Regions from separate parts of the Homo sapiens genome. Here region 2 is linked to region 1. The links are chromatin loops, found by intact Hi-C in ENCODE. Cell type or tissue: PC-9. All regions are shown on one strand. Region 1 overlaps PLXNA4 (plexin A4). Region 2 has its middle 230 kb from the start of PLXNA4-AS2.

Region 1 (4,000 bases):
GGGAGACAGGCTACCTGCTCTTAAGTATGTACTTAATTGGCTGCACAGAACACATCCTGAGACGTGACTTGAGAACTCTTACAAGGAAAAGCATTAAAAAAGTACAGGCTTATATTTTTACAAATTGAATAATTAAGGGTTGACACGATGCAGAGTACAGGAAGAAGGGGGAGATCTGAGTGGGTAGAATTAGCCACAGATAGTTTCCTGGAGGTGGTGAGAAAGGCATCCCAGTTTCAGGGAATGCACCAAACCAAGGCAAGGTGACAGCACCGACCAATGGCAGGAATGATCAGACAGTCGTTGGCTTCTGCCGGAGCAAGGGATGCATGGTAAGTGATGGGCTAAGGCTGTGTGGCCTCACATATGTCGGGGGGTGATCCTTGCCTTGGCAGAAAACATGATCCGGTACACGGGCAGCCCCGACAGCCTCCGCTCACGGACACCTATGATCACTCCTGACCTGGAGAGTGGAGTCAAGATGTGGCACCTAGTGAAGAACCACGAGCACGGAGACCAGAAGGAGGGGGACCGGGGGAGCAAGATGGTGTCTGAAATCTACCTGACCCGACTCCTGGCCACTAAGGTATCAGACTTGAGAACTGGGTGCAGGGAGCCCAGAGGCTATGGAGAGGGACTTCATCAGCCCACAGAAATGCCAGAGTAGCCAGTACCCAGCATTCATGCTGGTGCCCACTCTATTACCCACCCCAGGAGGCACTGCTGACCATTCCCCGTACCGAACCTCAGAATCCTTCTCAATCCAGAACTCCAGGCAAACCCTGCCAATACATCAGTGTTGGCATGCAATCTGAAGATTTGTTTCTACCCCTTCTCCATGCCCTTCTGAAATACTGAGACTCTAACTGCCTCTTTTCACATTCTTCTGCCATGCCTTATAAAAGAATGATTTCTTCTCTGTGGTATCATCTACAATCTCAAGTTGGGGAAGTCGGGGCTCCATCACGACTTCCCAGGCACCATATCTTTTCTTTTTTTTTTTTTTTTTTTTTTTTGAGACAGAGTCTTGTTCTGTCACCCAGGCTGAAGTGCAGTGGTGCAATCTCTGCTCACTGCAACCTCCTCCTCCCAGGTTCAAACAATCCTCCTGCCTCCCAAGTAGCTGAAACTACAAGCATGCACCACCACGCCTGGCTAATTTTTTTTTTTTTTTTTTTTTGTATTTTTAGTAGAGGTGGGGTTTCACCATGTTGGCCAGGCTGGTCTTAAACTCCTGGCCTCAAATGATCCGTCCGCCTCAGCCTCCCAGAAGTTGGGATTACAGGCATGAGCCACCGTGTCTGGCCTCCGGCACCATTTCTAATCCTGGTTCTGGGGACGTTGCTTGCCTGCAGTGCTAGTCTTTCACTCCTGAGACTGGGCTCAGCTCTGCTCTCTGCAGAGCCAAGTGAGTCACTGTTCATTAGCCAGTGTGAGTAATGCCCAAACAAAGCCAGCAGATTGTGTTTGTCTGCTCTGACCAAGTGAGTGTTCATTAGCATTTGTGAAAAGTGCTAAAATAACACCGCCAGAGGGTGTTCAACCAAACCGTGTTGTTGGCAGAGGAAGCCTTACGTAGGTCCAGTCATCAGTGTTATATCTCTTTTCCATGTGCAGGGGAAATTTAAAGCTGTTAGAGACAGATGAAATGGGAAAAAATGATTTAATGCATGGACTTACCCAATTTTACCCAAGTAGGGTGGGCTGTATACCATCCTCCCCTGCCTAGGTCTGTGAGGCAGGTTTTAAAAGCCATCCTCAGAACTACGTGAGTCGAGCTGTGTCTGGACGTATCCTGCCTCTCCAGGGCACACTGCAGAAGTTTGTGGATGACCTCTTTGAGACCATCTTCAGCACGGCACACCGTGGCTCTGCCCTGCCCCTGGCCATCAAGTACATGTTTGACTTCCTGGATGAGCAGGCTGATAAACATGGCATTCATGACCCGCACGTCCGCCATACCTGGAAGAGCAATTGGTGAGTGAAGGGAGGGCAGGGGGCACATCGGGAGCCCTGAGCCCACCCAGCCTCAAGTTAATGGTGGTGGGACTCTGGGCCTCCAGGAGAAGGGCTGGCCAGAGCCTGTTTTCATCAGCAGGGACTCTGAGCAGGCACATTCTCTGGTCCTCCCCATCCACTCTTCCTAGATTTTTGTGCTCACTCCCTCTCTTACTTCCCTCTAGTCAAATCTGTCTGTGCATCTTTCTTTCCTATCACTTAGTCAGTTAACAAACATTTATTGAACCAGCTGAAGAAGCAAGAAAAATATGCCAAATGTCACGGCCAGGACACTCTCCCATCCAAGTACCTCCTGGGTGCCTGTGATTATGCTAGACACGGGGCTAATCAGACATGGCCCCTGCCCTCAATGAACTGACAGATGAGGGTGAGAGGCAAGGAAGTCTGCTGGTGTGGGACAAATGCTATGGAAGATGGAGGATGTGTCGTGTGCAACCAGATCTTAGAAGGGCAATGTCTAACAGTGACTTGCAAGCAGTTTTGAAACACACTTAGGAACCAGCCAGGTGAACAAAGGGCATTCCTATTCTATTCAAGCAATTGCTCTCTTCTCTTTTCCAAGCTCTGTGTGGTGAAGAGACCTGCCCTTAACCACTATGTCTTCCTTTGAGACAACAGGATTCTCCAAGTACTAATTGACACTCTAGGTGTTCTCCCCTATGATCCCCTCTCTCCTTTTAACATGGATCATCCTTCCTTTCACTTGTGAGTAATTTGTATTTCAGGTTGAAATTTCAAGATCGCACATCAGTATTCAGCACTTAGTACGGAAGCTTGCATAAAGCTGGGTCTCAATAATTATTGATGAGATGCAGAGCCAAGGTGGTCTCTGGTTGAGAGCTCTACCTGAGGCAAAGCTGGCTTATCCTTTGTCCCATTGCTTCCAGAACTGCCTCCCTGTAGCTTTTCCAGATCTTCTTCCCCAGATCATTCTTCTGAGGCAGTGTGGGCCTGTTGCCCGCACCAACAACTGCTAGGATGGGCAAAGCATTAGGGCTCAGCGAAGCACCCTGGCACCTAGCCCTGGGCCCCAAAGCAATGCACAGATGAAGGCAGAAGTCAGGCTTTGGTACCAAAACTGTATTCAATGTAGTATACTCTGGCTCCTCATCCTCTTCACCGGGAGAAGAGACTATCCCTGCTGAATATGAAAAACCAGGTAGGAACCAAGGTTGAGACCACAGAACCAAAGCATGGGGTTTGCTCCCATATTAACTCCTAGTGAGAGAAGACCTTCGTTCTGGGGTTCTTCCAACCTTTCTGAAATAAGACTCAAAAATCTAGATTGCTCACTCAGTGTAGCAAAACTTTGTGATGCGATTTCCTCCTTTTAAAGCTGTGCTGGGTCTGATATCTCCCAGGACCTGCCTTTAGGTAAGATGCGTTTAACTCTTCTAGACTTTGTGGCGTGACTACTGGGAGCTGTTCAGTGGGGCATGTCCCCAGCCTACCAATCTGCTTCTGTTAGTGAGTCTTCCTACTTACTGCCTCCATTGAATGTTAGCAGCCTTCAGGAAATTTTTAAAAAAAAATGCTCTGCCCAGAACTTCTCTCGGTCCTAGCTGGAGAAAGTTGGGTCTTTCTAAACATTTCTACCTGCTTTTAGTAGCACAGTGCAAGAATATCACCTACAATGGTATCTAAACCATTTGTTTTCACCCCATCCCTCCTGCTGGGGCAAGGCCACCTCCAGGGGTGCCATAATGTCCTTGGAGTGGAGCCAAATCTTCTTGGATGCCAGCTCTTCCAAGTACTCAGGTCTGAGCAAAGGAAATCCCAGAAAGTAGACAGTTTCCCCCAACCCTGAGGACACTTTCCCCCAACCCTGACTTGATCTATTGCTATGCTGAGGAAGACACAGTCTGGGAATTTTAAGATCTGCATATTGACTTGGAGTTAATTGTCTCTGATGGAAAAGTGATTATTTTTTTATTCCTGGCCCAAGGTGTAACCCACCCTCTCCCCACCCCCTTCTTCCACA
Region 2 (4,000 bases), 110 kb after region 1:
TCTCCTTAAGCTGATAAGCAACTTCAGCAAAGTCTCAGGATACAAAATCGATGTACAAAAATCACAAGCATTCTTATACACCAATAACAGACAAACAGAGAGCCAAATCATGAGTGAACTCCCATTCACAATAGCTTCAAAGAGAATAAAATACCTAGGAATCCAACTTACAAGGGATGTGAAGGACCTCTTCAAGGAGAACTACAAACCACTGCTCAATGAAATAAAAGAGGATACAAAGAAATGGAAGAACATTCCATGCTCATGGGTAGGAATAATCAATATCGTGAAAATGGCCATACTGCCCAAGGTAATTTATAGATTCAATGCCATCCCCATCAAGCTACCAATGACTTTCTTCACAGAATTGGAAAAAACTACTTTAAAGTTCTATGGAACCAAAAAAGAGCCCGCATCACCAAGTCAATCCTAAGCCAGAAGAACAAAGCTGGAGGCATCATGCTACCTGACTTCAAACTATGCTACAAGGCTACAGTAACCAAAACAGCATGGCACTGGTACCAAAACAGAGATACAGATCAATGGAACAGAACAGAACAGAGTCCTCAGAAATAACACCGCATATCTACAACTATCTGATCTTTGACAAAACTGACAAAAACAAGAAATGGGGAAAGGATTCCCTATTTAATAAATGGTGCTGGGAAAACTGGCTAGCCATATGTAGAAAGCTGAAACTGGATCCCTTCCTTACACTTTATACAAAAATTAATTCAAGATGGATTAAAGACTTACATGTTAGACCTAAAACCATAAAAACCCTAGAAGAAAACCTAGGCAATACCATTCAGGACATAGGCATGGGCAAGGACTTCATGTCTAAAACACCAAAAACAATGGCAACAAAAGCCAAAATTGACAAATGGAATCTAATTAAACTAAAGAGATTCTGCACAGCAAAAGAAACTACCATCAGAGTGAACAGGCAACCTACAGAATGGGAGAAAATTTTTGCAATCTACTCATCTGACAAAGGGCTAATATCCAGAATCTACAATGAACTCAAACAAATTTACAAGAAAAAAACAAACAACCCCATCAAAAAGTGGGCAAAGGACATGAACAGACACTTCTCAAAAGAAGGCATTTATGCAGCCAAAAAACACATGAAAAAATGCTCTTCATCACAGGCCATCAGAGAAATGCAAATCAAAACCACAATGAGATACCATCTCACACCAGTTAGAATGGCAATCATTAAAAAGTCAGGAAACAACAGGTGCTGGAGAGGATGTGGAGAAATAGGAACACTTTTACACTGTTGGTGGGACTGTAAACTAGTTCAACCATTGTGAAAGTCAGTGTGGCTATTCCTCAGGGATCTAGAACTAGAAATACCATTTGACCCAGCCATCCCATTACTGGGTATATACCCAAAGGACTATAAATCATGCTGCTATAAAGACACATGCACACATATGTTTATTGTGGCACTATTCACAATAGCAAAGACTTGGAACCAACCCAAATGCCCAACAATGATAGACTGGATTAAGAAAATGTGGCACATATATACGATGGAATACTATGCAGCCATAAAAAATGATGAGTTCATGTCCTTTGTAGGGACATGGATGAAATTGGAAATCATCATTCTCAGTAAACTATCAGAAGGACAAAAAACCAAACACCACATATTCTCACTCATAGGTAGGAATTGAACAATGAGAACACATGGACACAGGAAGGGGAACATCACACTCTGGGGACTGTTGTGGGGTGGGGGGAGGGGGGAGGGATAGCTTTAGGAGATATACCTAATGCTAATTGATGAGTTAATGGGTGCAGCACACCAGCATGGCACATGTATACATATGTAACTAACCTGCACATTGTGCACATGTACCCTAAAACTTAAAGTATAATAGTAATAAAAAAAAAAGAAAAGAAAAACTCTGTCCCATCATCCAAGAGAGTTTGAGAAGCACAGATCTAGTTGCAATCCACTGCTCCAAGAATTGGCATCTAAGACACCAGGCTGTGGACTAGCTGTTTTTTTTCATAGGCATTCTGAGAAACAGCAAGAATAAGAGGCAGGGAGAGAGAGAAAGAGAGAGACAGTAGAAGAGGGAAAGGAGAAAGAGCGAGGCAGGCTGATGGACAGAGAAAAAGTACCTCCTTCCGGTATAGCCTCTTTCACCTGAAACTGGAAATTCCACATTCCAATACAGTGATACTAAATCTAATCCTTTCTGACACCCTTTCCTAAGATTATGGTTATGGAGCAAGTCAAAATGAAGGGAGTACACTGACAACACATCCTCTCTGGGTGGCTGCCCACCTAGAATGACCCAGAGCAGAGAACAACCATGCCCAACACTGAAAACACATCCTCATGGACAGCCACTCTCCTAGCACAGCCTGGCTGCTCCAGCACCCTCTCTCCTCCATGCTTCTAGTCTAGATGTTCTTGCTTCTTTAAGAATTTAAAAAGAGACCATAATCCAAACCTCTGCTATAATTCCCACTGAGCAAAACCTCCTGCAGAAATTTTTCAGCTCAGGCAGCATACCCAGTGATTAAGAACAAAGGCATCACAGTCAAACATACTTGAGTTTGAGTTCTGGCTCCTGCTCTCCCTGCCTAGGTGACTTTGGGCACACCACTGACTTCATTAAAGCTTCAGTGTCTGCATCTATAAAATAGAGATAACAATGCCTAATATTTACTGAGTGTTATACCATATGCTTGATATTGGCTACCTGCTTTATCTGGAAAATCTCAAATAAATAATTTTATGAGATAGATACATCTATCCCCATTTTTCAGGTGAGGAAACCGAGGCTTTGAGAGGGTAATAACTTGCCAAGTTTACACAGTGAGTAAAAATCAGGACTCATTATTATGCACTCTGCTTCCCAGTGCTGTTTAATTAATATAAGATACCACCATACTATCTAATTCATAGGATGGCTGTGAAGATAAGATAATGCATTTATCACAATGCTTTGCTAGATAGTCGTTGCTATTGCTTTTGACATTCTTTTCCTAGGGCTATCTTGGGGCCTCTGAAAGTCCCTCAGCTTCAAGGCTACAACCTAGGGCAGCAAAAACTTGGCAGGCTCCAGAAGGAACTGAGCCAGGGCTTTCTTGGCAAGTGGCCCAGCCTGCACACCCTTCAATAGTCCAGGGTCTCCTATAAATATGCCAACACCAAATCACAGGCTCAGAAGCAAATCTCAATAGTTACTCAATTTCAGGCTCGAAAGCACTTTTCATCTTGCACTTTTAACATCAGCTAAAAAGTTCTCCCAGGTTCCCTGCTTCTGGATCCTTCCATTGAATCTTTTTAAATGCTGAGCCCCTCTCCGCAGAATATCGTTAAATGTCAACTATGAAAAGAGGGGAGTAGAGCCAAAGGGTAGGGAAGAAATCTGGGGAGATTGCCTGACTCTCGTAAGTATTTATTCCCACTTGGTGAGTCAGTGTTTGAGCCAGAACTCTCCCCTGGGCTTCCCAAGGAGGATTTTCGATGCTAGGTGATGGGAAGGCTGAATGCCAACTTCTTCCCAGCCATGCCCTTGAAAACCCTTGGAAACCTCAGACCTTGCTAATAGGTTCAGGGCTGACTCTATGTTGAGCAAGGTGACCTTGTTGTCTCTAATCCATACACTATACAGCAGAGTAAGTATTATTATTCTCACTTTAGAGATAAAGAAACTGAGGCTAGAGGTGTTAAGTCACTGGCCTAGGGCCATACGGCCAATGAGCCAGAACTTGAGCCAGGTCTATTTAGCACTGGTGTCTGAGCTGTTTCTCTCCAAAGGCCCTGCGATTTCTCCCACTGGGACAGGACCCTAGACCTCTAATAGGACTGAGATGCCTTTCCTCCAACCTCTTTCCTGGTCACCTGGACCAGCATATCATCATATGGTCCTCATGAATTCTAACCTCTGCACACCACCCTATCTGAGTGGAAGTGGGCTCCTTTCATGATTTCCTTTTTTTTTTTTTTTTTTTTTTTTTTTTTTTTTTTTTT

Evidence for each region. Hi-C counts contacts between places; a loop is a spot of excess contacts. Peaks named below come from ENCODE experiments on the same cell type or tissue, not always from the same donor. Only the 100,000 strongest peaks of a DNase experiment are listed, where the experiment ranks them.
Region 2: a loop joins it to region 1, with 7 times the contacts of the local background. A loop is called at or near these places in 2 of 110 quality-filtered maps.

What each region holds. Positions count from the first base shown.
Region 1 is chr7:132,143,096-132,147,095 of GRCh38, reverse strand. It overlaps PLXNA4 (plexin A4), which reads left to right. Exons shown (of 32, transcript NM_020911.2): 28 at 396-586; 29 at 1,808-1,977. Among named protein-coding and RNA genes, the nearest start is that of PLXNA4-AS2, 120 kb to the left of the region's middle. In PC-9, a CTCF peak has its summit at 1,516; a DNase peak (open chromatin) is centred at 1,435; H3K27ac peaks cover 776 bases.
Region 2 is chr7:132,029,322-132,033,321 of GRCh38, reverse strand. No RefSeq gene overlaps it. Among named protein-coding and RNA genes, the nearest start is that of PLXNA4-AS2, 230 kb to the left of the region's middle. In PC-9, no CTCF peak of the experiment used is centred here; a DNase peak (open chromatin) is centred at 2,211; H3K27ac peaks cover 2,110 bases.